5 separate regions of the Homo sapiens genome follow, and regions 1, 2, 3 and 5 are each linked to region 4. Evidence: chromatin contacts called from ENCODE Hi-C or POLR2A ChIA-PET data. All regions are on one chromosome and are shown on one strand. Each heading gives the region's core, a stretch centred on a gene start or an enhancer-like site at or near the end of the contact. The rest is flanking DNA. Distances are from core to core; before and after follow the strand shown.

Region 1 (5,947 bases), core at 1,103-3,602, 560 kb before region 4:
ACTTTTCATTTAATAGCTAGCTGCTGCTTAAATGTTGCTTCTTGTAGAACTGGCCAAAGCATGGACAGCCTGAAGCACTTCCCTGTCTGAAAATCTTGTTGCTTTGTACACAAACCATTAAATGCTAGGAAAATGACAATCTCTACTGAAATGGGTGTAAAGCTGTATGTGATTATCAAAGATGTGGAGAAAAAAGCAAAGCTTGCAAACACCTGTAGCCAGCCTTAGCTTCAGCAGACACTTGCTACTTGGAAGGCATGTATGTTTCTACCATATGAAAAAAAATATCAAACTTGTAACACAGAAGTGAGGACTAAAAGGATAAAGCATAGTGCTGAAAAGATTTCTAAAATAGTTATTTTCAAAGGGTTCATCCATATTTTAAAAAATAAAATGCTAAGTTAAATGACCAGTCCCATTAGAGACATACCTGTTAAACCCTCCCGGAGCCCTTGTCAGCTTTGCAGCTATAAGAATAAACTGTACTGAAATTCTGGTAGGTTTGCTTTTGTTAAGCAGGCACTATTCATTAACATAATTCCTGTCACTTAAGTGTATAAATACCAAATTATGCAAAATTGATATTTTATTCTGATTCCATGAAAAGATTGGGTCAACAGAAGGATCTTAAAATTAACATAACTAACCAAGGTTTAAAGAAAACTAGCTTTAAACATAGATCCCCATATGGGAAGGTGTATTAACACCAAAACAGACATCATGCCAACCTGTGGAATATTTCTTTCACACCTAGCTCTACAAAGTAAACACTGCTTTATGTGGCATTCTTATCATGGAAATCTAGGCGGTGATCTATAATTACGATTAAGCCCACATGGGAAGTGGGATCTAAGTGAGAACTTTAAGCCAATTTTAGGTTGAAACATTCAGAAGAGGACAGAAACAAAGAGTTCCCAAAGCTTTAGGAAATAGCCATAGGAAATAAATATGAAAGGCAATAATTACACGTTAAGTGATACTGCCTGGAGAGTATGTTCATTTAGTAAGTATAAATTGACAAGGCTGACAAGCTCAATCTCCCACCAGCTCATCTCCTTGAGAAACTAGAAATTAGAATCTGTTCCTATTATCCTTTAAAACGCTGCACCTGCTTTTAACACATTTACATGTGTGTTATGCCATCACATCTGCCTGACAATGCTAGACTTCCCACATGTTTTTGAAGAAAATTAAAATAAGCATCTGCTAATAACAATTTTATTTCATCCTAAACAGTTTCATTTGGGGCTGATGAGAAAAAGCCACATAATGGAAAAAAGAAAACTACCTTTATAACTCTGTGGCAAACACATTTTAGAAGGTAGGTCTATAAATAGATGTGCTTCTGTAGGCACAGAGTAAATATAAAATCGTCAGGCTAGCGGGGCTGCAGTTTAAACTGAAGCCCCAATATGAACTTACCTGATTTTTAAAGTCCTATTAGAATAGGCTTACAATCAGTACACAGCTCCTTTTTCTAGTTGCATAGTAAAGGCAAAACACCCCCAACTACATTTTACTTATCTCAGTCTCATCTTTCATCAGAAGCAATAGTTTGCAATTTCATTCAGAAGCTGCTGTCCCTAAGCAGACTGAATATGCACAGAAACAGTAATGGAAGGGATCTAAGTTAAACCCTACAGACGCACCAAGAAAATAGCAACATCAACACGAAAAAGCAGCAATTTCCTTAAGAGAGGTGCTTTTCTTAGCTGCATTTCCCAAGCCAGCCCCCTTTCAAACCTAAAACGTCTCAGTTATGAAAGAGGATCTTACCTGAGCTGATCATACTGTGCATTCTTTGCTGAGCCAAGAGCTGCTCTCGTCCAGCCACCCCATCTGAGGAAAAACAGGAGTCACTCTCGTAAATTGTCTGCAGCATATTCCAGTCACTCTTACTTCAGCTACATGAAACATTCATCACTGCTCAGTGCACCGGCCCCAGGAGCTACCCTCGCTGGTTCTCCCTCCTCCCTGAGGAGAAGCAGCAGAGGATCAACTTCGACAATGATTTCCTTTCTGCTCAAATGGGCATCCACTTTTAAAAAGACCTGGACACTTTTCCCATGTTACCAACCTGTGTGCAAAGCAGAAAGGACAGAGTGGATGCTATAGCTCTCTGGAGTTTAGGTTATCCCGGAAACTACAAGCAGGTGGGAAATAGGAACGTGCTTCGGGGTTATTTCTTTGTCAGAATACGTAGAAAATTATTAAGTCTACCCACGAGAAAAAGAAACCAATTAAACCTGGCTTAGAGTTCTTCAGGCTGCTAGGGTTTTGTTGCAAAAACCCTCAGTCCTGCAAGTGGCTCCAGCCGGTGCCCTTCTCCTATCTGTGTCTGTGCCTCTCTTCCCCCTTTCTCAGTCTCTCTCAGCTCAAGTTGGCTAAAGCGAGTGATAATCCATTTGCATATGAATCAACAACAGCATGGCCCACAGGCACAGAAATAGAACAATGGTCGGCCTGAGCCAAAAATAGGTCAAGCATGGCCGAGTGATTGGAGCCTGCATTAATGCATTTAAAAATACCCCAGCAAACCCAGCTGTCCAGCCTCTATCTTTCCAACCATAATTCTCTATCGCAGGGCCTTAAAACCAATTAACTCTTTCCTCTCTCGAAGCTTGCTTTACACACTGTGTTTCCATACTGGCGATTCGCTTCCAAAGAAAGGAAGGCAAGAAAAAAAATTAAGAATCATAATTCTAAGAGGGCAAATGCACATACATTTCATTTCATTTTATTTTTGTAGTATGTGTTTTTGGAAGAGAGAGGAGAGAAGTACAGAGCTCTGTATTGGTTCTAAAATAATACTGGAAGCTTTTGCTCATAATGTGGTTTCTGCCTCACCCACGCACAGCAATCCTGGTGTTCTATTTTTGTTGCCTGTTTCTCAGGCTACACTGCAGTTGGCTGTAGCACTAGAAGCTTTTCTGCCTTCTAGTTTCAGGACTAACAGGAGATTTAGCAGAGGTACTTTTGGAAAACAAGCACACCCCAGAATAAAATTTTTATGAAGGACAGGCTTGATTTTTTACTTGCTATTTATGCAAGACAATTGTCCATTTCACAAATCCTATTGTATCTTAGTACCACCTATGAATTTTATCGCATCCATCCAGTTAGTACTATATCTATAAACAAAACAAAACACAAAACACAAAACCGTGGCTTATATGTGAAAATTTCCCCTCAGCCTCTCAGGCTAAATTCAATTTACTTGCAAAAGGAAAAGAAAGTAGTCTGATTTCTTATGGATACAGAATTTCTGAGCATATGCACCTGTTGATGGATAAATCATATATATGGTTAGTACCCAACTATGACTGTTCTGCATTCAGCTATACATTGGTTGCCCGAAATATGGACCTCCTAACTTTTCTGTAGAAATAGCATTTATGATAGTCAATAGATTACCAGACACATTGTGGCGTTCAGCTATACAGTACAGTAGATAGTATCAGAGTTTTATAGTCTCTGGTGCTACATTTATATCCTTTCTATATAAGAGATAAATTTTACATTCCAAAGAGGGATCCTAGCATCTTGTCACTTCCAAGAGCAAACCCAAAAGTGATAATCTACTAGTCATGGAAGCTCTTTTCTCTTTTCTAAACTAAATCAGCGAGGAAAATGTAATTCTAAGGCATCAGAAGCAACAGGGGAAAGAGAGGAAAAAGCAGATTATTTCAAAATTCCCAGAACAATCCGATGGAAGAGGGATCTTGGTCAACTCCAGAGTATGAAGTCAGAGGGGGCAAACAAGGGGACACAGAGTTTTGATGAAAGGGAAGAAATAAGCACGTTAAATCATTCATCAAATAGGCCACTGCTGAATTCCTCTTCTTTCACAGATTAATTTCTACTGAATACTCTACTTCTTGAAAAATTGTATTTGGATATGTAAGTTACAATTTTTAAAAAATATATATTCCAAACTGCGTTTGACTTAAGCTACACAACAAAATCTTATGTTCCTGTCAGTGGAAAAAACAAAAAGCAATTATCTGATTCCATCTGATATTACAAATAAACTTTTGATTACAAAATTTATGTGTAAAATTCAAAGGATAGAAACAGTGTGGACCTAATAATTTTCCTTAAGGATGATGTACTGAAGTAGTAACTATCATCACATTTTAGACCTGGGAGGAAATTTAGAGATAGTCAATTGTAGTTTTCAAACTCTGTCTCATGACATAAGGTACCTGCGAGTTGCCTAAGTTTCCTCAAAAAAGGTTCTCCGTGGAACCAGGGGAGCTCCACTTTTACCTGTTTCCATTTGGAGATTTGAGATTTCTTTTGAAGAACTTTTTTTTTTTTTATTCTACAAAACATTTATGTAAAGAACATTTTTTAAATTGCGGTATATTTGACAAATCAAGATTCTTTATATTTCAGGTGTACAATTTGATGATTTGATACACCTATACCTTGTGAAATAATTACCATAATCAAGCTACAAATCTATCATCTCAGCTAGTTACCATTTTTTTTGTGGTGAGATCAGAACAAGAACTTCTTATATTAAGAAAAACAATCATTGAAATTCACTCATGAGGAAACGAAGGAGGCTTGATTACAAAAGGACTCACTATTGGAGTCAGGCTTTAAAGACAGTAGCTTAAGGAAATACAGGTAATTAATAACTAACCATATAGGTCTAGCATTTATATTATCCAGTCTCACCATCTTGTCCCTTACCAAAATGATACAAATCATTATCTGAGATATTCCAAATAAAATTTAATATGATCTACTGATGAAAAATGGACCCACTGTCTGTTTCAGAGTGATTTTTAACAGAATACAAAAATTTATGATGAATATACAAAAGAGATAACAAAATCACCATATTGATACAATATGCCTATGCATCTTTTGTCTTTTTAAGTTTAAATTACACCTTCAAACAACAATTGATAAAAAAAGATCTCTCAGCTTTTATAATAAAAAATAAAAAATAGAATAAAACTCCAGAAGACTGAGTTAGTAATTATCCTAGTTCTTAAAGGATCCAGGAAAGGGCATTCCACATAAAATACTGTAAATAATGTGTCTTCTTCATTTTGACCATTATTTAACATGAGGTTTATTTACGTTTCATCCCTGCATTCTTGCAGTATGTTTTTCCATCAGCCATCTTCTCTTTTATTTAACTCTTGATAATGAAAAAATATTTTAGAGTGAAAAGACATTGGATACTTACAAAAAACCCCACTTGTTTCTCAGAAGAAAAATAAGTATCATCAAAACAACCATCAACTATATTGATTACCATATTTCCATTATTAAGAATGTTGAGTTAATTCTTCCCACATCATCTCAGTAATGTTAGTAAAGAAATGTGACTCAGTTTCTTTTGGGGTATTTATAAAACTACAGTTTACTAATGTGGGGGAAAAAGATATATGTTCTATTACAAGAACTATAACAAGCTAATACAAATGTCAGGCTAGGTAGATGGGTAGTTTAAAAAGTTTCAATGTAACAAATTCAAATTCAATTAAGTAAGCATTTATTGCAAACTAATCCAAATATTATATGTTATATACACATAGGTCAAAGAAAAAGGTAAAAAAAGTAACAAGGGCCAAAAAAATCTCAGGTTCTCAATTTAATAGTAAATGAAAGTGGGAATTAAATCCTAATGTAAAATGTTATTTCAAAGTTACCATAATCCAATTTCTTTCTATGCAGACATATAAGCAAAAAAAAAGTATTAAAAAACCTGTATGGCACCAAAATATTTCCAGAAATATCCTCAGACCTCTAGCTCACAATGACCTTTTCTAAAATGGATTTAGATCACAATCCTGAAAGACACAATCCCACATGCCATAATCCTGAATGTTGAAATCTGAAAAGATACAAAATCCCTAAGGTCTAAATCCCTTAGGTCTAAAATCTCTCACGTCTACAATCCTGAAAATAACAATCTCGAAATATT
Region 2 (5,440 bases), core at 2,818-5,317, 730 kb before region 4:
GAATTAGATACTAGTGATGGCTGCACAGCACCATGAATATTCTAAAACGTATTGGAGTAATTCCAGTAAATATAGTGAGAATTGCCTATACTTGAGTTAAAATGCAGAAGAAGCCGAGAACAATATACAAAAATAGGAGACAAGATATTTTGAAAACTATGAATCAGAGAATCTGAGGAACTTAGGTAAAAGCTATTAAAAATCAGGCCAGATTTCAGGAAGTGGTTAGGGCACCTGGCCATCTCCAAAACATTATTTCTGAATCGGACTCTTCAAAAGGCTTGAAAAAGGTAGATGACTGAGCAACCAGTCAGAACAACAGACTCAGAACCTCTAGGGGTGTGGTCAGAACCTGTTTCCCTCGAGAGGATTGTTATGCATCTTTCTATTAGAATACCACTTAGGAGGTCTAGAACGTGACAACTGTCTCTATTTTTCCCTTCCACAACGTTTTATACAGACTACTTAAGTCAAAATTATTATCAAGCGTGTCCTTGATAGGTTTAAAAAGTCTGTAAAAGGCAGCGTCCTGATGGCTTAGAAACTGGACTTTCTTTGCGTTAGTTTGGGAATGAAGCTAAGAAGTAAAGGAGAGCTCTGAACCTGCTGAAATCCTTTCTCCTTCCCCTAAAAGTTAACCAAGTGTGGCCACTCTGTTTCAGTCCCTCCTAGGACCGGCTATGGTCAGAAAAAAGAAGGCTACAGATTTTCACGATTAAAAATGGTTGAATAAAATGTGTGCAGGATTAGAACCTTCATCTAACCCTAACCCTCATTAGAATTAGAAAAAAAAAAAAGAGTACTAATCACTAATCTCACAATTTATAGAAGCTATTAAAAAAAGATTATTGATCAAGACAGTTTGGTAAATGCTAATGAGGAGAGAGAGAGAAACAACTGAATAAATTGGACAGAAGTAAGCATATCGGGCAGATATAAAGAATCGTTGCACCAACACAGCACAATGGTAAAGGTTGAGAACAGGGACTCTGGTGCCAAAGTGCCTAGGTTCAAATTAAAGCTAGACCTCCTAAATCTTTAATTTCTCTTTTGCAGTGCTCTCATCTCTACAGTGGGATGATAATAATACCTCCTTCATCAGGTTATTGTGAGGACCAAATGAGCTAATAGATATGAAGTGCTTGCGCACTGTGTGTTTGTAATAGATAAAAGTAAACATCTTTTTCTAAATCAAAATGATCCCCAAAAGTTGCATTGCCTAAACACAGTTTATAGCCTCAAAGATGTTATTATAAAATTAGATGTAACAACAAGAATATAAACGTTTTTAAGCCTACATAGATATGTTGTTGGCATGACTGAAAAGTCACATTCCAAATTTCCTTTGTGTTTGCTCAAATTCTTTGATTGCCTTCAATATTTTCTTCTTAAAACAGAGATGAAGCAATGATCAATAATAAAGGGAATAATAGTCTCAAACTCCTTCTTTTGTATCTCCAAGTTCCTGATATAATCAGTTACAATTGGAGACCTCAAACTATTTATCATTGTAAACCTTCAATCACACACCTACAATTTATACATATTACAGCGATTCAAAATTGTACACTTCAATTATTGAAAAAAACACAATGAAACACCAAATTAAAAACAATACTCTATATATATCTATCTGTTAAGTACTAGGTTTCAACAAAAGGTTTAGTGTCTGAATTCCTTTTCAACATCCTTTGAAAAAAAGGAGCATAAAACAATATATAACAATTTCTAGAAGACTATCTTTCTCAGATCTATGAAAAGTAGCAGTCTACACTTCATCAACCACCTTCACCAATGAGAAGGTGAATTTTTACTTCCAGAAGAAAAAAAATCTAATGATTATTTATTTCAAGACTTGGCAATAACTATTTTTTCTAATGAAAAGTTTTCTAATGCTGGATTGATGCTTTGTTTTAAAACTCACCCTATATAACACTTCAGAAATCAGATATACACTATAAAACCATTTTTTAATTGATTTCTCTAACTCATACTTTAGGATCTCTGGTACCAAGTTAGTCCTGTAATTTTATAGTTCAAAGGCAAATTTCAGGAAATTATAATTAGCAATAATGGTATTTCCAGAATTGTGACTGTATTCTCAAATTTATGGCACTATAAAATGATAATCCATTCTGTAACAGTCAATAATTATAGCTCCAGATTTCTTGATACTCTAATGCAATACTGATGTGACTTAGAATACGGCAGAGTTGCCTTTACTTGAATCAGGCTCCTATTCCTCACACTGGTATTATAATAATTGTTACCATATAAGGGGAGATCATTTAATTACTATTTTCTCTTTAAATTTATGTGCTGTCACTTTCTACTTGTATTTCAAGATCTCACTGTAATAGACATAATTATTACGACACTTGGAATATTATTCATTTTAATATTTATTGAGTGCTTGTTATGTTCAAGGGATTGTGTTAAGCTTTTTAAAAATAATTTTTTAAGTTGAGCAAAGTTAGGAACTGACATCTATTTAGATAAAGTTTTATATTTAGAAGTTGACATTTTAATTTAAATACCAAACATGATAACATATCATGAAAAAGTTTACACTGGCAAAAGGAAAATGAAACAAATTTTACATGTGTTAGCTATTTGAAAATTTTGGATGTAAATAGTTGAAAGTCATTATTGCTGAATTTATTGTTTTTAATGGTATTAGATGTAACTGCTCAAAATGTCTTTATTTTCTTGTTTCAACAAAGACTGGCAATGTATTTTGATATATGAGATCTAGTGTGCAAGCTTCAACTTCGATTAAATACGGCAAGTTTACACAAAGCCAAGTGTATGAAAGGGGATCTTTTAAAAAAAACTTTATTTGAGAAAGGAAGAGACTTATAACAGAAGGCAAGAAGGGAAACATACAAACAATATATTTACAACACAAAACAAGAGATCACCTTCAAGGGTGTAAATTATAATAAATACAGTAGATTTTAAAAGAGACATTTATCAATTAATTCTAAGATTATTTAAGTCCAGCTTTCCTTTTCACTGGTTCCAGGTAGTTTCTTGATTAAATTCAAAGACTATCAAATTCAAACAATTAACGTCCACCAACTGTACTGATGAAACTCTCTCAAATGACATTATAAAAAATAGTTTTTTTTGTTTGTGATTACATATCTTTGAAGTAATATTATACAAAAGTCTGCTCAGCCACATGTTCCTCCCCAAATAAAATGTATTTTAAAAGATGCACTATCCCTTTTTTATGAGATTGAAAAAAGACTTTGAAGAAAATGAATATTTATGAGATGGAAAAAATATACAATTTTATCTTAGGCATGCCATATTTTTAATGCAAAACAACTGACAAAAAGTCATTTTAATATGAAGGAATATACTAACCAAAATATGTTGGTGATAGGGAGTGTTCCTATTATAGCTATTTGTCAAATTATCAGAAGGACTTTCATTATGTGGAAAACTTTTAAACTTTCTAACTTCTAGTTATGTTAATTTAATTTGAATGGAGACTTTTTAAAAAAGGATAATGTATCTTTAGCAGTAACATTTTTAAAGAAATATTTTTAAATGTCACAGCAAAATGTAAACAACACGTGCCAATAACATACAGTTGAACAATGTCTACATTTGGCAAAACTGCTATATCTCCTTTGAAATAGGATACTACACCTTGAAATACCTCGGATTTAGAAATATAAATATTTTAATAGAAAAAACCTCACAAAGATTCTAGGTCAATTTGGATTATCCATATTAAAGGGGTCTTAATACAACGAACCTTTAACTAGCTTAACAAAAGTAAACCTATAAAACAAGGTAAACATATCAAAAGGGAATATGAAGGAAATGTTCCAGTGAAAAGCTTCCGTAACAATTTCCCTACTTGTGGTGTTATTTTCTTAGACAATAAATCAATTCATAGAGTGCCCTTTAAAAACAGAAAGAGTAAAGCACTATCCTCAGATTTTTTTTCCTACATTCCTCAGTACATGAATCACTTGGACTTCCTGTTTCCACAAGGCATTTCCTGTTCACCCTCACAGAATCACTTTTCTGTAGGAGAACAGCAGGAACCTGACAAAGAACTGACTTGAATAAACAGTGTCTTCTGTTGCCTTCAAAGTTGTTTGTATTTTATAGCATCAAAGGACATAGTCCTCCTGAAGGTGCATTATATACAAGTAAATTTTTTTGTTAAACCTATCTTTTCTAATTGTTATTTGCCAGAATGTTACGGTATATGCCCATGTCATTATGGAATTATACTTAAGAGATTCTAGTGACAATATAAAATATGATACACCTTCTTTTCAAACTGATTTTGACTTGATATCAGATAATATTCATCCTGTTACTGTGTTTTTTGCAATTGTAGACACAATATTGTATCTGATTGGACCATAATGCTGCACATTACTTCTCACTAACATTTGCATCTGCTTCATTTGCTCTTTTTTGATAGACAGTGTCATCAAATTACACAAAATAAAAGTAAAATGAGCAGTGCTATGTGAGACATAATCTAATATTTAAAGTAGTGCTGCAATTTGCATCTATATATTTAAAACCACCTGTATTCCTAATATGTTCAATTGCAACCTACACAATAACCTAGGACTACTGGCATGGTGACCAGAACATTTCTACTTAACTAAAAAAAGAGAGAGGAAGGAAGGGGCAGACTACCTTTAACAGTGTTCAAGACTATAGTATGATACATTATGTACAGTGATGTGAAAATTAAATTCTAGATGTTGCAAAAAATCAAAAACTAATCGAATGCTTCATTGATCAGACTGGGAGACTATCCAGCAGTCACTGATCTCAACACATAAACTCAAAATAACAGTGAATTTGTTTTCTTTAGAAGTAATTGGTGTAGCAGGCTTTGGGATAAATTTAAAGCCTATTAACTGCTCAGATATTATGTATCATAATTTTAGTATAACAGGTATTTCCTTACCAGTGGATTTTCAATGAAACATTGATATCTATATAGAGATCAGTATATAGAAAGACCTCTATATAGATATATACATATATCTGCATTAGGTAGAATCCTTAAACACTGAACTCAAATCATAGAGAAATATAAACTGATAGGAAATCATATCCATTTACCAAACCTGCAATGCATTTCATGTTCAGATAATGACTTTAATTACAAATCCTGGAGCTAAATCTTTGCCTATTACCTGTTGCATAAAAGCAGCCTGCTCCCCAGATTCCATTTCCTGGATCTGAGCATCTTCATCACTGTCCACTGGTTCCTCCTTGACCTTCACAGCCCCAACTTGTCCCAGTGTGTCATCCACACAAGCACTGCTGTCGCTCCTAGTGCTGTTGCCACTAGAGGGCGCTCTGTCTTCCTGCATCGCCTGGTCCCCCTGAAGCTCTTCCTCTGCTTCCTCAAGGTGACTGCCTGGTTGCTTCAGTTGTTCAATAGATT
Region 3 (5,747 bases), core at 3,188-5,687, 540 kb after region 4:
TTTTTTATGTCTCTCTACTGCTTTTATACTCCCTCTGTTTCTCTGTGTTCTGTTAGAGCCAACTACTTCAGCTTTATAGTCTAGGTTTGTCATTCTATCTTCAGTCATGTCTAATAGGCTAAGCAGTATACCTATTGAATTTTTAATTTTAAGTACTGTAATTTTCATTTCTGAATGTCCTATTTTTAGTTTTTATTAGAACTGCCTAGTCATCTTTATAGTCACTTCTTCCTCATTCATGTATGTGACTTTCTTTTCCAACTTTATTCTTTTTCTTTAACTTTAAATACCAGTTTTGTAGTATAAATGTAACTAGTTCATTATCTAGGGCTGATTCTCTTGTTTATTGTTTCTACTGAAATTGACTCCTATTTCTTCTTTCATTTTGTAATTTTAGATTCTGGGATAATGTTGGGACTTTATAAATGGAAGTTCTTTGAGGTTGACAGTTGATTCATCTAGAGAAAATTATTTGCTTCTGTCAGGCAGTTAAGGAAGCTTCAAATCTAGGGTGGCAGGAGTCTTTTTCAGACAATGCAGTCGGTGAGATAGGGAATCCTGTATTAGTCAGAATTGTACAGAGATTAATAGGATGGATGGGTGGATGGATGGATAGATATATAAGAGAGATTTATTAGGAGAATTGGCTTACACAATTATGAAATCTGAGAAGGTCATCTGCAAGACGGAGAACCGGAAAAGCTGATGGTATGACTCTCAGCACAAGGTCAAAAGCCTGAGAACCCAGGAACTGCTGGTGCAAGTGCCTGAGTCCAATGGCTGGAGAACCTGGAGTTCTAATGTCCAAGAGCAGGAGAAGAAGGGTATCTCAGCTTGAAGGAGGAGAACAAATTTGCTTTTCCTTTGCATTTTCATTCTATTCTAGTCCTCAGCTGATGGGATGGTGCCCATCCACACTGAAGGCAGATTTTCCTTACTCAGTCCACTGATTCAAATGCCGATTTCTTCCAGAAAACCCTCACAGATGCACCCAGAAATAATGCTTTACCAGCTATCTAAGTATCCCTCAATCCAGTCAAATTAACACACAAAATTAACCATCACAGACCCTAACCTAGGGCCATTTGAGGACTAGCTCCGACTTATAAATTCTCACAAGATGCTCAAAAAATTCACCAGTTTTATTTGTTTCTTCATTCAGGGCAGGTTGTTTTTAATTTTTATTTTTTTCCTAATTTGCAGTTTCACTGAAGATGTAATTCATTATGGGTTCCAGAATTTGAATCTAACTCTCCCATTGTGCCGACCTGAGTTGATCTGTGTCACAACTGAAGCCCCAGGCCCCTGGAATTCATAGATGATTTCACTGCTTACAATTCTCTGAATTGGTCCTTCCCAGAACATTTAGCCTCTGATAACTCCAATGGTTTCCCTTACTCTTTCCAACACAGGCATGCATTTAAATGTGTTTTTCATTTTGTATCTACTACTTTTAGGTGCTTTGTAGCAGGATAGATTTTCAGGATATTTACTCTGCCAATACTGTTGGAAAAGGAAGTCTCTGTCTACTCTTCACCTTCCTGTAACCCCGTTTTGCCCCTAGCATTTTACAGATTCTATTCCTGCTAAGGTCACCAGTGACATCATAATTCCTAAATAAATACTCATCAGACCTTTTCTCACTCGGTAGCTTTCGAAACCTTCGTCCACTCTTTCCATGAATCACCCTTCTCCCTTGTATTATCTCATAATATTACACAGGCATGCATACACACACACACGTGCGCGCACACACACACCACACAAACCTTGGCATTTGCCGTTATGAGCTCTTAGGATATTATTTTCACACTGCCCTTCTTTCTAAAAAGGTCTACTAAGAAACATTAAAACAAAGAAATTTTCCTAATCCTCTATCCAATGAGATCCTGAACATACATCTTAATACCGCTGTCGCTTATTGCAAGAACCATTTGTCTCTCAAGTCTGCTCTGCCATTAATCTATTTTTTCATTAAAATTTATTTTTATTTTTTATTTTTAGATATGGGGTCCCACTGTGTTGCCCAGGCTTGCCTCAAACTCCTGGACTCAAGCAATCCTTCTGCCTTGGCCTCCCAAAGTGCTGTGACTATAGGTGTGAGCCACTTCACCCAGCCTTCCCTTTTTATCTTGAATAATATTCCTTGCCTTAAATTCTATTTTGTTTCATATTGGTTGCATGTTATACATTTTCCATTCTTTTACTTTTCTATATTCTTCTATATAAGGAAAATCTCTTGAAAGTAGCATATTTTTTTTTTTTCCAATCTGGCGATCTTTAGCTTTTAATTAGAGTACTTACTTTGCTGACATTTCATGTAATTACAAATATATTTGGGTTTAAATCTATCATCTTACTACCTTTTTTTAAATTATACTTTAAGTTCTGGGGTACATGTGCAGAATGTGCAGGTTACATAGGTATACATAGGTATACACGTGCCATGGTGATTTGCTGCACCCATCTACCCTAATACCTATGTCATCTACATTAGGTATTTCTCTAATGCTATCCCTCCCCTAGCCCCCAGCCCCCGACAGGCCCCGGTGTGTGATGTTCCCCTCCCTGTGTCCATGTATTCTCATTGTTCAGCTCCCACTTATAAGTGAGAACATGCGGTGTTTAGTTTTCTGTTCTTGTTTTAGTTTGCTGAGAACGATGGTTTCCAGCTTCATCCGTGTCCTTGCAAAGGACATGAATCCAGCAGCACACCAAAAAGCGTATCCACCACAATCAAGTCAGCTTCATCCCTGGGATGCAAGGCTGGCTCAACATATGCACATCAATAAACGTAATCCATCACATAAACAGAACCAATGACAAAAGCCACATGATTATCCCAATAGATGCAGAAAAGGCCTTCAATAAAATTCAACACCCCTTCATGGTAAAAACTCTCAATAAACTAGGTATTGATAGAACATATCTCAAAATAAGAGCTGTTTATGACAAACCCGCAGCCAGTATCATACTGAATGGGCAAAAACTGGAAGCATTCCCTTTGAAAACTGGCACAAGAAAAGGATGCCCTCTCTCACCACTCCTAGTCAACATAGTATTGGAAGTTCTGGCCGGGGCAATCAGCCAAGGGAAAGAAATAAAGGGTATTCAAGTAGGAAGAGAGGAAGTCAAATTGTCTCTGTTTGCAGATGACATTAATCTATTTTTAAAAAGGGGTGCCAGCCCCTCTTAGAAGTTTGCCTGTTGCTTAAAATCCTATCCATTACTGATTTTATTACACTCCTGCTTCAAATTTGATTCATTTGCTTATAATTACTGGCGAATAAATGGCTAGGTGCCACTTTCAACGGCAAGCTTACAGTTCTGTAGAAGCTATAAAAGTCAACTTCAGAACAGCTGCCGTAGGATGGCTTGGGTTGGGAGGTTCTAGAGCTATAAGTCACTTCACCACCAGAATGCCAGATCAAGGGTCTGCTTTTTAGTTGCACCCAACAGACAGGAAGCAGGCTTATCAGTGACTCTTTAGCAATGGCTAATAAAGAAGATAGCTTAGATGTGGAATCTCAAACAGCTGAATTCACAGTAGCAGAGAGTAGAATGGTGGTTATTAGGGGAAGGGGCTGGGAGAGAAGAAAGGGAAGGTGCTGGTCAAAGTGTATAAAATTTTAGGTATGTAGGGTGAATACATTCTAGAGATCTAATGTATAGCATAGTGACCATAGTTAGTAATACTATATTATATACATGAAATTTGATAGGAGAGTATATCTCAAGTATTCTCACCACACACATACACAAGGTAACTACCTGAGAAGATGGGTATGTTAATTAGCTAACGATAGCAGTCATTTAACTCTCTATATTAAAACATCCTGCTGTATACCTTAAATATATTCACTTTTTTTGAAACAGGGTCTCACTGTGCCACCCAGGCTAGAGTGCAATGGCACGATCAAAGCTCACTGTAGCCGTTATTTCCCAGGCTCAAGAGATTTCCCACCTCAGCGCTCCCAAGTAGCTGGGACCAAAGGCGTGCGCCACCACATTTGAGTTTTTTTTTTTTTTTTTTTTTTTTAAGTGGAGATGAAGTCTCGCTATGTTGCCCAGACTGGTCTCAAATTCCTGAGTTGAAGTGATCTTCTTGCCTCAGTCTCCCAAAGTGTTGGGATTACAGGCATGAGCCACCACACTTGGCCTGAAAATATTTTGAAAACTTTAAAAATAAAAAAAAAGAAGATAGCTTGGGGCCACCCTGAATATCGTTATGAGACTCACCTCTGTATGTTTTATAGTAAAATATTATTCATTTTACTCATAAATCATGTTCAAGTGATATTTGAGTGGAAATGTTTTTCTTTCAGCAAATTCAGAGGTAATATCAAGGAGCATGATCTGGAGAAGGCAGCGTGGGTCAAATACTAAAATCTGGACTTACTGTCTCAGCAGTTGGCAAGCAACCAAGGTGAAGCTAGTGCTGTGGAAAGTCCCCAAAGGACCAGAGCAGATATACTCAGTGTCCTTTACCTCTACAGCTCCGCATTTTCAAACTCCCCCACTTGTCCTTCAGTCCATCCTCTAAATACTGTTCTTTCTCAGCTTGTGTTCTCACTCATCATCTCTTCTCATGCCACCTGACCTCCTTATGTGAGGTTCTTGGCATCAGTCATCAGATTTACCCTGACAACTCCCACGGATACATGATTAGCTCTGATATCCACCGGGGTTTAAAGAACTGTTGCAAATTCTTCCTGATTACCTCCTCTTAAAGGCACCTCAAATTCAATGTGACTGAAACGGAGCTCTTCCCCTGTATATCAGCTGTCAGTTCTCATTGCTTCAGCACCTAGTAAATTCTCTCACCAGCTCACTCCTTTCAGACTACTCCATAAAATCAAGAAAAGCCTAAAATGGCCAAAAACTAACCTATCCTGCATAATCATCGCTTGTAATTTTGCCCACAACTTCAGTAGTTTGACGTAAAAGATGTTCCATTCTTTACCACTGAGTAAAGAAGTTAAAAATGTTCCGTAATTTCGAATTCCTCTTTGTTCTAAGACTTTACTCTCACCTCCGGGTTCACAGCTAAGCTCCCCCATGACTGATACCGCTGAAAGTCTTGTTTCAACAAAACATTCATGTATATGTAAAAAATAAATCATCTGACAAATTGAGAATTGCTCAATTTGAAAAACAGATTCAGTGATAAAGACAGAGGTCAATATTAAACCTATGAGTAAGGTAAAGAAATGGGCGGGAAGAAAAATAACCCCAAATCGTTGACTTCCCAGAACCCAGAGGCTAATAGGACTCTCACTTCCTGCTTGAGGTGAAAGCAAGCAAAGGCACCTCTGTTCCTATCTTGTCTTGGTCAAAAGATAAATATGAATTATTATTCTTTTCTTTTTTCATCAGTAAAGAACTTTCCATCACCCTTTTGGCAACTTTCTGCACCAGCCACTTCCCCCTCATAACTCCAGTCAACCGTTCTCACATCTGAGAAAAATAGGTGGAGGATATTTCCAGGAGCCTCTGTTGCTGAGGTTGCCCACAGTCAGGTAAAAGTGGGAGAAATTTCTGAACCACCAAAAACCTGTTCCTGAGAGACAGAAGTAGAAAAAACTTACACATATTTTTAAAAAAGAGAAGTTGAGGTGTAGGGGGATGGTGACTCAATAAAACTTCCTCCCATGATAAAATAAAGTAAAATAAAATAAAGTGAAAGTGTCTGCCACTACATTCTCAGAAGCCAAGCGTAGTCTTTTTATAGCCACCTCAGGGAGTAT
Region 4 (5,846 bases), core at 3,229-5,728:
AAAGGTCAACATCACCAGTGATAAATCATGTTGATAGTATGAATCCTTGATAGGTAATGTGGTGCAAATTACTAAACCTCTAGTGGCCTCTAAGGGTAGTGATCTACTGTAATGGTCTTTTTCAAATGTTAAATATAATACATGCAAAATGTCTACCACCAGTGCCTGGCCCATAATAGATACTGAAAAACAGTATCCATAATTAAGAATTAAATGTTTGAAAAGTGCTCTAAATTTTTGTTTTCAAAATGATTGACTGAGGTGTCATTGATGTAGTAATACCTCTTAATTATTTTATAGACTTTTACAAATTTATAATGTGGTTCTTTCTATTTAGATCTTTGCATTGTGGAGCTAATATTGAAAGCATTTGTGTACATTATTATTTTGTTATGGCTGCATTTGTTAGTAAAGCCTCATATTATTTCTGCTTCTGTCTTTCTGTCTTGAGTTGGCTCAACATTGCCTCAAAAAGAATCATGCAAGAAAAAAGTACATGCTGGGCTAGACTTCAGAGTACTCTTAAATGCTCTGAGATTTCTGCTTACTACTGCCCTATTAAAGCTGTAAAAAAGAATCGGGATATCCAACTCTTATCTGTTCTTAGGATGTCTCCTCTGTTGTCAATGCATGATTTCAATACCAATTTGCAGGTTTTGACACCAATCCTTGTTAATGAGTATATAGTATTTAATGTTCAGTAGAGATGGTAGATGACACTGACAATATTGCATTATGAAGAAACTGGAGTTAATAGAATGCTTTAAGACATCAAAAGATTAAATGACACAACTGTTTGCTAGATGCAATTTGCCTAGGAGGTTAAAGGCATACTTTTCCTGCTTCTCAAAAAGCAATTAGAGCCAATTTGTGACAACCTGAATATGTAGAAGAAATTGTTTTTGTTTCAAAACTAAAAAACAGGCAACTTGGATATTCCGAATTTTTGCTTGTAGGTTTAGAAATCACTGGCAGTGGCTTGTTTAAAAGCATCTTACGGCCGGGCGCGGTGGCTCACGCCTGTAATCCCAGCACTTTGGGAGGTGGAGGCGGGCGGATCACAAGGTTAGGAGACGGAGACCATCCTGGCTAACATGGCGAAACCCTGTCTCTACTAAAAATAAAAAAATAAAAATAAAAAAAATTAGCCGGGCATGGTGGCAGGCGCCTGTAGTCCCAGCTACTCGGGAGGCTGAGGCAGGAGAATGGCGTGAACTCGGGAGGCGGAGCTTGCAGTGAGCAGAGAGCGCCACTGCACTCCAGCCTCGGTGACAGAGCGAGACTCCGTCTCAAAAAACACACTTGACTTTTGCCTCTTACCTCTTTTTGTCATGCTTTCCTGTGTTAATCAGACAGACTGGACACTGCTGCTGAGGAATCAAACCTTTTGCAGTAACAGTCACAGATGCATCCCTTACGATAGCTTGCTTTGTTTTAATTTCTGATAGCCAAAGAACCAGGCATCTCAGATCACCCTGTCCCAGGTTTCCTCTGTAACAACTGATATGAATAGGATGTTTTTAAGACATGGAATCTGTATCAAATTAGGTGCTTTTTTTTTTTAAGCTAGCTGTTTCTATAAGCATTCTCTTTTCCAACTATATAACTCCTTAATTTCCGTAAGTCTCTTAAATAGTATACCTTATTCGCTTTGTTGCTTCCCTTCCTAGGAAATTAACTTTGACTCATGCCCAAGATGTATTTAAGAAAGTGAAGGAGGCCAGGTGTGGTGGCTCATTCCTGCAATCCCAGCACTTTGGGAGGTCAAAGCCTGAGGATCTTTGAGGCCAGGAGTCCAGAGACTAGTCTGGCAACATAGTGAGAACACATCTCTACAACAAATTTAAAAAAAGGAAAAGAAAAAAGGTGAAGGAAAAGGCATAGCTCACAATTTTGTCCTAAACTTTTCTGTAGCATTCTAGTGGAAGTAACAATTGTCATACACTTCAACATTCCAGTGGCAGAAGTGATGTTCCTATTAATTGGAAGACAAGAGAACACACAATGGCCAACTTTTAAATAATTTAATCTTTCAACACCAAGGATTTTGTTTTTAAATAGTTTTAATTAGGTCTTTTCCTTTTAGTGTCTTTTAGGCAATGATTCACCCATTCATTTATTCACTTAAGAAATATTTATTGAGCATCTACTCTGTGCCATCTACTATTCTAGTATTTTAGGTACTAAGGAAACATTGAACAAAATGAAAAAAAAAAAATCCCCGATCTTGTGGAGCTTACATTCTAGCGGAGGGAAGGCAATAGAAAATAAAAATAGAAAATGACGATGTTAGAAGGTTAGAAGGTAAGTACTATGAAAAAAACAGAAGCAAGGAAGGGAGGATTCTGGGGAAGGGGCAATATTTTAAATGAGATGATTAGGGTAGGCTTCTTTGAAAAAAGATGACTTTTAAGCAAAGATTGGACAGAAGTGGAAGATCTAGCCATGCAGGTATTTGGTGGAAAGATCTTTGCAGATAGAAACTATACACAGTGTAAGGGCCTCAGGGCAAGAAGATGCCTTGGTGTTACAGAAGCAGGGAGCAGGTCTGTGTAACTGGAACAAAGTGCTTAGCAGAAATGAGGTCAGAGGGGTGGAGGTGAGGTAGGACTTGGGAGGCCAGCTAGCATAGGATTTTTAGGTTGCAGAAAAGACTCAGGCTGAGAAAATTAGGAAGCCATTGGAAGAGCGACTACTTTTGGTTTCCTTGTAAGTCTGTAGACAAACTTCTGAAAGTTAAAGGCATATTCATGTCATATCACAGATTGGTTCAATACTCAAGTGTCAACACTTAATGCCTTGCTTCTAGAAAAGATAAAAAGATGTAGTAAATAAAACTGAATACTCAAGCCAGACAACTACATTGCTGTTTTAATTTACTAGCTGGTATCTTAAATATTAATGAACCTCCTTCTCTGTTTTCTTATTTACAGGTTGGAACACTATCTTTTTCCAGGTTCCTTGTTGTCTCTAGTATCTCTTGGTATCCTTTGATACCTCAGTCCAGGTAGGATTTCCATGCTCATTTTCTATTTGTGGCTTCATCTGTCAATACCAGTAACACATTTTATTGTATTGCAGAGGTCAGAATTTTGCTGGTCCAGCAATGTGGAAATGATGTACAAAATGCAGATTAAAACAACAAGAAAAACTACTTTGCTTCAATTAGTTGAATTGAGCAAAATCAGTTTTTCTTGAATTTTTTGCATGACTGCTTAAATGAACCGTTTTGTTTCCTTGACACGATAGAGATAATACAAGGTTTGCAATGCCCTTATTGTTTTGAGACTGTAAGAGTAATACATTAAGTAAATTTCATTTAGCACAACAGTACTATTGTTAAATGGAGGGAAAAGATTCTGGTAAAAGGGAAGAAACTCCTGGCTTTAGTTTTCTAAAATGCTTTTGTACCTCTTGTAAGAATGACATGGAGGTGTTTTTAATGTCAAGTCTGAAAATTTGCTTTTCAATTTACTTGGAAACTGGTTTCTAATACAAAACAGGGTAGCACACTTTCCCAGCATGTTCAGGTAAACTACTTTCATCACAATTCAGGTAGAAGTGACTGCCTTTAATTCCGTACATCGCAAACCATCTAGTGGTAGATCTAGAATGGCGTCAGTCTCAGGGACTTCTATGCACATTGAGTTCCAGAGTTCAATTCCATTTAAGTTGGGACTATTTACAATGACATTTGCTGAAATTTGCTCACCTTGATATACAAGCATATTGTATTAAGCAGCTAGTAAACCTGTGGAGATAGCAGGTAAAACGTAAAGCCTGTTTTACGTTTTTTTAGAGGTGCATTACTTGTAGCATAACTAAACCTTCATTGTTAGGCAGGTGCTGGCCAATTACATCAGCAAGTCCTAACTCCGCTAGGATCGGGGTAAAGCCGATAAGCCGCATCATATCTACAACCTGTCTCGGACCCCTGTAAAGAACTCACTGAGGATTGGTAGGGACAAAGGGAAGTTTCTGTCAAAGTTTAGGAGAAAAGGGCCGCGCAGGGAGCTGTTTCAAATAACACTTAAATCCCAGGAGAAGAAAGCCGAACCCCAACTCTTCGGTCGCCGCGGGGCCAGGGAGACGCGAGAGGGAAGTTTTTCTAAAGGAAATCTGCCGCCTTGTCCCCAAGACCAGCGAGGTCCGCAGCGCCATCAGTCAAGTGTCGGCCTCTGGCATTTTCTCCTCTCCCCAGGGCGGGCCAACGCTAGTGGGCGGTGGATGATGCGCCGGCCCCAAGGGCGCGCACGTCCATTCCCGGAAGGCTCGGGCGCTGGGGCCCCTCTGCACTCCCAGCGGTCCCAAGTTGGCCCAGGCGCCCGGTCCCGGGGTCCTACAAGTCAGCGCCAAGCCGACTGCCGACAGCCTACCTCCGCTTCTCCGCGCGCCGGCGCTATGGAGACGGTCACGAGACGCCAGCAGCCCCTGCGCCCGCCAATGGGAACGCACGTTGCAGCGAGACGCGGACGTCGCTCTTCCAAGATGGCGGCGCGTCCGTCGCGAGCGACCGGGCCGAGGGGAGGCCAGCGAAGCCGAGTAAAACCGCCGCCCGGGAGAAGACTGAAGGAGCAGTTGCCGCCGTTGGCGGCGGCCCGAGCAGTTTTCGCTGCTGCTACGGCTGTTGCCATGAGGCGAGGCTAGGGAGGACCTCACTTCCCCGGGGTGTAATAATGTTAACTGAGGTAAGCGGCGACGGTGGCCAGTGTTTACCTGTGAAATGGGGAAGGGGCCGGCGCCAGCCCGTCAGAGAACATCATCTGTACGGAAGGTGGGCCTGACCCTTCGCCGTGGGCTCCAGGGCCCGAGGAGCAGCGGGGATCCTACAAGTGCCCTCAGAGTAGGAGCTGTGCTGACTCAACAGAGTCCCACCACCTCCGGCTGCCAGTGCCTCGCCTTTCGCAGTTGCCACTTGCCACTCGCCCCTGGCACTGGTCTCCCTCCTGCTGTCACTCCCTTCTAACTCATCGCTCCCTTCTTCGTGTCCCCTTACACGCTACTCTGTGGCAGCGTTGGCCTTTCCACGTTACTGCTGGTTCTTGTGATCCTATGGTTTGCCCTAGGTCTCCTTTCTCTGGTCCCTGGGCTCCAGGGCCCTCCGCCTCCGAGCTCGGTCAGCACCCTGGGGTTGTTGCTCGGCCCGACCGGTTTGTTTCCCACCCTCTACTTTGACTGCTTCATGAAGTGGACTTTTTTATCTCAAGCTGCACATGTATGGCTCAGTTGGGTCATCCCCCTCCCCCACATCCATCACCTTTTCGGTTAAATCGTGGTCATCACAAAGTTCAGTTTAGCATCTGCCACCTTGATTTGCGTGTGGCCCCCTTGTTACTCCCTATGGAATAGTTTTTTTCTTTGGACCTGAAATGGAAGTAGGGCAACTATGACGAACCAATCAATTTCCCTTTTCTAGTGCCTAATGGGCATTGCAAAAAGCCGACTTTTTGAAGAAGTAGAGTTTGCCTTTACTAGCAACACTTTAAGGGGAAGAACTAAATCGGTGCAACTAGGTACTTGACCCAGGTTAGCCCAGTTATGTGTTGTAGTATCTGCAGGTGTAGGTGTCACTGAACATAAAATACTGAACCTTGTGATTTGATGAAATACCTTTTTCGAAGCCTTTCACTTTAAGTACTGTGAGGATCCTGACGTGAGGAACTGACCGGATTGGGCATTTTTATGGGCTGAACTGAATAGGAAACAGTTTTAGTGGGCAATGGGAAGTATTCCTACATGGGCCAAAAAGGAAATACAAACATTTGTAGGTGAGTGGCTTTTATTTTGTGAAAAGTGATGGTAAAGCACGTACTTGCCTGAAATTTCAGGTCCTTGGAACGTGACTA
Region 5 (5,937 bases), core at 617-3,116, 710 kb after region 4:
TAGGAATAGTTGCATGGAGTTCGAATGGTACAAAGGCTCACCTCACAGGAAGGAAGGCAGTGGTGAGAAACGAGTTCACCTAGGTATGGGAGGATACCATATACTTGTATAAGCCCAGCATTTGAATTTCATTCACCATTTCAGTAAATGATGATTGAATGTTTGTATCATACCAGACACCCTTCGAGGAGCTAGGGATACAACAATTTACAAGATAAGCCTTCTGCTCACAAGAAGCTTTAGATTTAACGTGTGTGTGTGTGTGTGTGTGTGTGTGTGTGGTGGGGGGGTGCATATAAGCAAAAATACCACAATTATTATAATTCATTCAATAAACACATATTGAACATATTCTGTAGGTCAGGCACCATGATGGGTGCTGCAGATACAATAATAAATAAGTCATGGTCCTCAAGAAGCCATTGAACTATTAAAGAGTTTTGATTAGGTCCCTGGTGGCAGATGAAAAGCATTATTTTATTTATTTATTTATTTATTTATTTATTTAATTATTTATTTGAAGACTGAGTCTTACTCTGTTGCCTTGGCTGGAGTGCAGTGGCATGATCTCTGCTCACTGCAACCTCCACATCCTGGTTCAAGCGATTCTCCTGTCTCAGCCTCCTGAGTAGCTGGGATTACAGGAGTGCAACACTACACCCAGCTAATTTTTGCATTTTTAGTACAGATGGGGTTTCGCCGTGTTGGCCATGCTGGTCTCAAGCTTCTGACCTCAGGTGATCCACCCACCTCAGCCTCCCAAAGTGCTGGGATTACATGTTTGAGCTACCGCACCTGGCCAAAAAGCATTTTTAGGGGAGGTTTTTTCTTTCTCCTTGTACACGCAATGAAGTAAAGGACAATCTGAGCCTAGATAAATGAAATGGTAAACCTTGATATAAGGTAGAAGCAACAATTGTGGAGATAAAGGGATTATATAAGAGATGTATTTGTAAAAAAAAAAATGGGGGAATTGAGTAACTGATGAACATAAGTCTCAGACAGAGTGAGAGAGAGAAAATGTATGAGACCATATTTGTTCTCTTTTTAGGTGTCTGAAAATTTGTTGTGACTAACATTTTAAATGTGACAATGTCATGAAACATTTTTCTGGGGACATCAGATTTCTTTGTAGAAAGGGGACTTCCCCATTGCCAATACCTTGACTCACTTATCTGTTCCTCCTCAGATGGGGAGTGAGTGTCATCTTAAAGCAAGCAGAGGTTTGTTTTGTTTGGATATCAATCTTAAGGTCTACTTGGAGCATCCAGAATGTTTCTTAAACGATTGACCAAATTGACCAAAGATGTTACAGTTTCTGAGGTGTCCACTCAGAGTCAGCAAACACTGCACAAATAAAAAACAATCGGTAAATTATTTCCAAGGATTGGAAACAGAAATCCTCAGATGATTCACCGATGACTCAGTTTTCTGTGTATCGCTTCTACTCTACTTGTTGCCAAGGGAACTTGGGGCCTACTTCCTACCACACGACGGCTATAAAAAGTACCAGCAAAAGCCGCAGTAGAGTAACTTCTCTACTCTTTTATTAAAAATGGCTAACGGACTAAATGTCAGTTACATAAGAAAGATTTAGGTTTGTCTGTGAAGGTCATATCTACCGGTACCATGAAATACTGAGAAACCACGTTGTTACTCTTTTTATCTTTCATTTGCTTTTAACTACACTGCTTTCTTTATGCGGGGCATTTTATATAATGTACCTAACATGCCAACAGAAATTGTATGTTCTTCATAAACTCCAGACCAATGTGCTTTTGCAGTGATAGAAGTGACCTGTGAAATCTGTGTCAACCTCAGAGCCAGGGTAAGATACCGTCATCACACTGCCAGCCTGCCTGCTTCTCTGGGTCCTTGTGGCAGGGGAAGGAGATGAGACAGGGAGTAGGAGAGAGACTGACTGCTACAAAGGGACCTGTGCAGCTTCACTCTTATAGCCACTGTCTGTGTGGATCTCTTTTGACAATCATCTTTTATCAAGCAACATAAAAATATCAGTACTATTAAGTATCCATAAGAAGGCACCAATCATGAGTGGATATTTCCATATATAAAACCTAGGTTTCTTTCCTTTCAATATGTGCATTGAGTTCAATTCTCATCTGGAAACAGGGAATGAAAGCCGCTTGTATGGATAGTTGTCAGGAAGACATATACAGGATATAAGTTAAAAGCACAGACAAGCATGTTCTGTGTTTACAGGGGGCAGGAACTCTCTCAGCAAGAAGTCCTGGTACGACAAGACAGTTAAAGGCATTCCAGGAATATACTGTTTTCATTTGGCTGTGAGTCTTCCTAGAAAATGTAAAAGAAAGTTTTCCCTGTTAAGATAACACATTTTCTCTTTATGGTTTCATGAGGGCAGAAGGAAGCTCTCAGCTGTTCTTACATAAAGCCTTGTCTGAGAGGTATGGGATGCCTGATATTTTTTATGCTTAGATTTATATAACATTATAGCTCTTCTTCTCTTTGAAGAGGCAATATGGTTGAATAAGATCATAAATTTAAATTTACTATTAAAAAGTATTAAGTATTATGTGTAATACACACTGATTTTTCTAAAATGCAAGTCTGATCTTGTCATCTCTTTCTACCTTAAAATTTATTATAGGTCTCCTATTTTTTAGAACATTAAAATCCAAGCTTCTTATGGGATGCAAAGCACTTGGTGGCCTCATCTCATTGTTCTTCTTTGTACTTGAGCATCATAGAGTTAGTTACTTGTAGCTTTGAATTCGTATTATTTTTCCACACCTCTGTGACTTGGTGCATAGGCTTTAATAAGCCTGAAATGTCTTCCCTCTCTTCCTATGTGATTGATTCCTATTTATCCTCAACACAAAATTCAGATATCGCCTGCTGTCTTGAGTCTTCACTGACTTAAAAGCAGTTCTTATGTAGGACCTCTACTCCTGTTCATATTTATGATGTTGCCTTTATAATGCTATATTTTGTCTGTTTCATCCTGTGTGCCTGTATTTTTTCTTTTTTTATACTGCATAATTCCTGGGATCCAGATTCATATTTCCAAAAAAACATCATTGTATTTCCAGCATTTTACACAGTCCCTGGCATATGGTAGTTGTTTATAACTTTTTGTTAAAGATCTTCCATTTTGCACCTTATGATAATTGTTAGATAAAAATCTAAAATAATGCATCACTAGAAAATGTAACATAGTAAATAAACATTGCATATGTGTGCCTTATAATGCCATGTAGAAAAGAGTGTGCTCAAAATTCCTTATTGGATAAAGAAGCAAAAGGTCATCGTGACATAAGTCTGATGCACGTAAATTAAAGAGTTATTTGTTCAACAAAGAACAGCAATAACAAAGTCTCCCAAAATCTGATGTCAGGATTAGCTGGTGAAAAGATTAAGATGTGTTTTTTTTTTCTCTCATTGTCCCAATACCTCTCAATGGAACCAACAAATATCTGCTGCAATGTCTGTTTCTTAAAAATTACCTGTTGGGCACCATGTACACTATTCAAGTTGATGGGTAGACTAAAAGCCCAGACTTCACCACTATACAATTCATTCATGTAACCAAAAACCGCTAGTATCACAGAAGCTATTGAAATTTTAAAAAAAATTAGCCTGCTTCTTAGCCAATCACTACTGAAGTTCTGCAACAGGCCTATCAACCAAGACGTATGAGATAAATTGCTCATTCCACCTACTGTTTCTTTGTCAGGGTACTCGCAAAGCTATGGACCCAAGTCTTTGAGAAGCCCTATCACTAGGAATAAAGGATAAGCATGAATTAACAGGGACAGAAGTATACGAGAAATTTTATTTTGAAGCAAGATTTATACTACCCCACTTCTGTAAGATCTGAAGTATCAGCACTATTTGACTTGCTGCAGAGGAAATCAGAACTAGTGTGAGGACCTGTAAACTTATATCAGCAACTTGGACCTTGCCTGGCCAAAGCTGTTAGAGCAGTATGTTGAGACACCTGGAGCTACAGAAGGAGTCACGCTCACTAAAAAGATGCCAGGACATACTGAGAAAGCTAAGGCAGAAATAGCACAATTGAGTCAAGTGCTGGATTAGGGCCAGAAAATGAAGAAAAATCACGCTGAGATATAATTGGGGAATAGAAGGATCTTTGAACAAGCATCGGGAATACTAAGTAGTTTTTGAGTGGTGTGTAGACAGGTAATCTTGGAATAAAATGTTTTGTAAATAATAAAAAACACCCTCTATTTCCTCTATGGGATAAACATTTTCTTCAAAGAGAAGAAAGTAGAGAGCTTATCTGTGCCAGGAATTCTAAGGCCTCAGTGGAGTTACTGCTTGGAATTTCTACCCAATCCCCTGGTAGCAGGCCTCCTGGCCAACTCCATGGAGCCTGGGTTTTCACAAAGCTGGAGCCTTACAGAAAGCACAAGGTAAGACTGAGAAATAGAAGGCTGACTTTAAGAAAAGGAGTACAATACTCTATTGAAAGTTGTCATCTAGATGTTCTTCTACCTGAGTGTTTTCTGGACAACATCCTTGTTCATTTGGCAGTCAAGTCTCTCAAGAACGCTTAGAGGGATGATTGATGACCTGGGCTGGATCCCAATTCTGGAACAAGATGGCATATCCTCGCTTTTCTCTGTTCCTCAGTGGCCCTCTCCAGGTTGCCCAATGACAGTAGGTAGCCCAAGGAAGTACCTTCCACTTCCACAGATGACACCAGAACATTGATTGAGCAGTAAGCCCAACAGCATGCGAAAAATGAAGAACCATTCAACCAGAATAACATTGCAAGAGCTCAGAAAACTAAACTTTCATTGGAACTAAAGCCAATAAAAGTAGGACAGACCTGACAAGCAGAACCTAAACAGGACAACTGCCTGCTAAAACAGAAGGTGTAAATAGGATCAAGTGTCTCCTAACATAAGAACTAAAATGTCCAGGATGTAACAGAAAATCATTCATCAAGAACCAGGCAAGCTACAATCTGAATGAGGAAAGACAATCCACTGGTGCCAATAATAACAAGATAAATTAGATGTTGGAATATCTGACAAAGATTTTAAAGCAGCTGTCATAAAACACACCAAAAATCAATTACAAATCCTCTTAAAACAAATAAAAATATAGAAAATCTGAGCAAAGAAATAAAATGATGGAAAATACTTGGGATAGCTTGCATAGCACCATTTCCAGGCCAACTTCTATGACCCTGGCTGCTTTTCAACTAATCATAACTATTAGACATGTTAGGAACAGTTCTGGATTGGAATACCCCCTGGGACAAACAAGGATATGTAGTGACTCTTAAGTTTCCTTATCTGTACTTCAAATTTCACCCCTCTTCCCTCTTTTCCTAATTTTCCTCAGTAAATTTAACTCTTTAGGAAAGGTCAGTGGTTCACTCAGCTCCTGGACATGATTATAGTATTCTAAGAACTAAAAATAACATGTATTCATGCTCTGTTCAGGGACTACCCAACCCGACCTGACTTGTTGCTGTCAAAATTGGCAGGTACCTACAATACTGATTGGGGTGGGGAGGGTACCCTTTTGTTAAAAGTTCCTGGTTTTACTGTCTCTAAGTCTATACCTAGTTTGAAGATAGATGGTTTTAGTGAGGTCACATATACTAATGGAAACAGAGTAGCAGCTGATGACCAAGATTGCCTTTAGAGTTTAGAAACACTGCCTTGAATTGGGCTTATCCTAAGCCCCAAATTTTAGCCTGCACTAGCCAAGTTGATTTTATTATTAGAACACTTTAAGTTCATATCTGTCATGTAGCAAGCAGTGGAAAGTAACAGCCAGACACCCAAGAATGTTATCAAGGTCTCCAAGCACTGGCAAAGGCATTATGCCCAGAAAGATCCTTGCGATGAGACATTTTCAGCCATTCAAATGTAGTTACAACTGACCAAGGCAAAATGGGGAAATAATAGTACCTGC

Evidence for each region. A loop is a pair of places that touch in the nucleus more often than their neighbours do. ChIA-PET counts read pairs that join two places held with the same protein, here RNA polymerase II (POLR2A). Pooled maps may share reads with other maps.
Region 1: a loop to region 4 is called in a map of OCI-LY7, with 3 times the contacts of the local background. The contact joins the promoter of HDAC9 here to the promoter of SNX13 in region 4. A Hi-C loop is called at or near these places in 2 of 168 maps with a recorded cell type or tissue (B cell and OCI-LY7), 10 of 37 single-sample maps with no recorded cell type and 7 of 50 pooled maps. POLR2A ChIA-PET finds 5 or more read pairs at or near these places in 1 of 52 experiments (PC-9).
Region 2: a pooled map shows a loop between it and region 4 (2.5-fold over the local background). The contact joins the enhancer-like site here to the promoter of SNX13 in region 4. A Hi-C loop is called at or near these places in 1 of 37 single-sample maps with no recorded cell type and 2 of 50 pooled maps. POLR2A ChIA-PET finds 5 or more read pairs at or near these places in 1 of 52 experiments (OCI-LY7).
Region 3: a pooled map shows a loop between it and region 4 (3-fold over the local background). The contact joins the enhancer-like site here to the promoter of SNX13 in region 4. A Hi-C loop is called at or near these places in 5 of 37 single-sample maps with no recorded cell type and 6 of 50 pooled maps.
Region 5: a loop to region 4 is called in a map of naive thymus-derived CD4-positive, alpha-beta T cell, with 8 times the contacts of the local background. The contact joins the enhancer-like site here to the promoter of SNX13 in region 4. A Hi-C loop is called at or near these places in 3 of 168 maps with a recorded cell type or tissue (CD4-positive, alpha-beta memory T cell and naive thymus-derived CD4-positive, alpha-beta T cell), 1 of 37 single-sample maps with no recorded cell type and 9 of 50 pooled maps.

The regions. Positions count from the first base shown.
Region 1 is chr7:18,492,154-18,498,100 of GRCh38, reverse strand. HDAC9 (histone deacetylase 9) reads right to left here and starts at 2,352. Exons shown (of 26, transcript NM_178425.4): 1 at 2,078-2,352; 2 at 1,777-1,839. The coding sequence starts at 1,798. RefSeq lists an enhancer at 2,574-2,623.
Region 2 is chr7:18,666,223-18,671,662 of GRCh38, reverse strand. It overlaps HDAC9 (histone deacetylase 9), which reads right to left. Exons shown (of 26, transcript NM_178425.4): 12 at 5,187-5,440. Among named protein-coding and RNA genes, the nearest start is that of HDAC9, 170 kb to the right of the region's middle. Within about 2 kb of position 4,067, at least 4 of the 41 ENCODE cell types and tissues checked have a DNase peak (open chromatin) inside an H3K27ac peak, as active enhancers do.
Region 3 is chr7:17,401,886-17,407,632 of GRCh38, reverse strand. All of the region lies in intron 1 of LINC02888 (long intergenic non-protein coding RNA 2888), which reads right to left. Among named protein-coding and RNA genes, the nearest start is that of LINC02888, 30 kb to the right of the region's middle. RefSeq lists an enhancer at 1,019-2,218. Within about 2 kb of position 4,437, at least 2 of the 41 ENCODE cell types and tissues checked have a DNase peak (open chromatin) inside an H3K27ac peak, as active enhancers do.
Region 4 is chr7:17,939,126-17,944,971 of GRCh38, reverse strand. It overlaps SNX13 (sorting nexin 13), which reads left to right and starts at 4,478. Exons shown (of 26, transcript NM_015132.5): 1 at 4,478-4,688. The coding sequence starts at 4,677.
Region 5 is chr7:17,230,145-17,236,081 of GRCh38, reverse strand. The region is part of intron 6 of LOC101927609 (a long non-coding RNA gene); the gene reads left to right. Among named protein-coding and RNA genes, the nearest start is that of AHR, 66 kb to the left of the region's middle. RefSeq lists enhancers at 1,211-1,470, 1,621-1,670, 776-1,975. Within about 2 kb of position 1,866, at least 15 of the 41 ENCODE cell types and tissues checked have a DNase peak (open chromatin) inside an H3K27ac peak, as active enhancers do.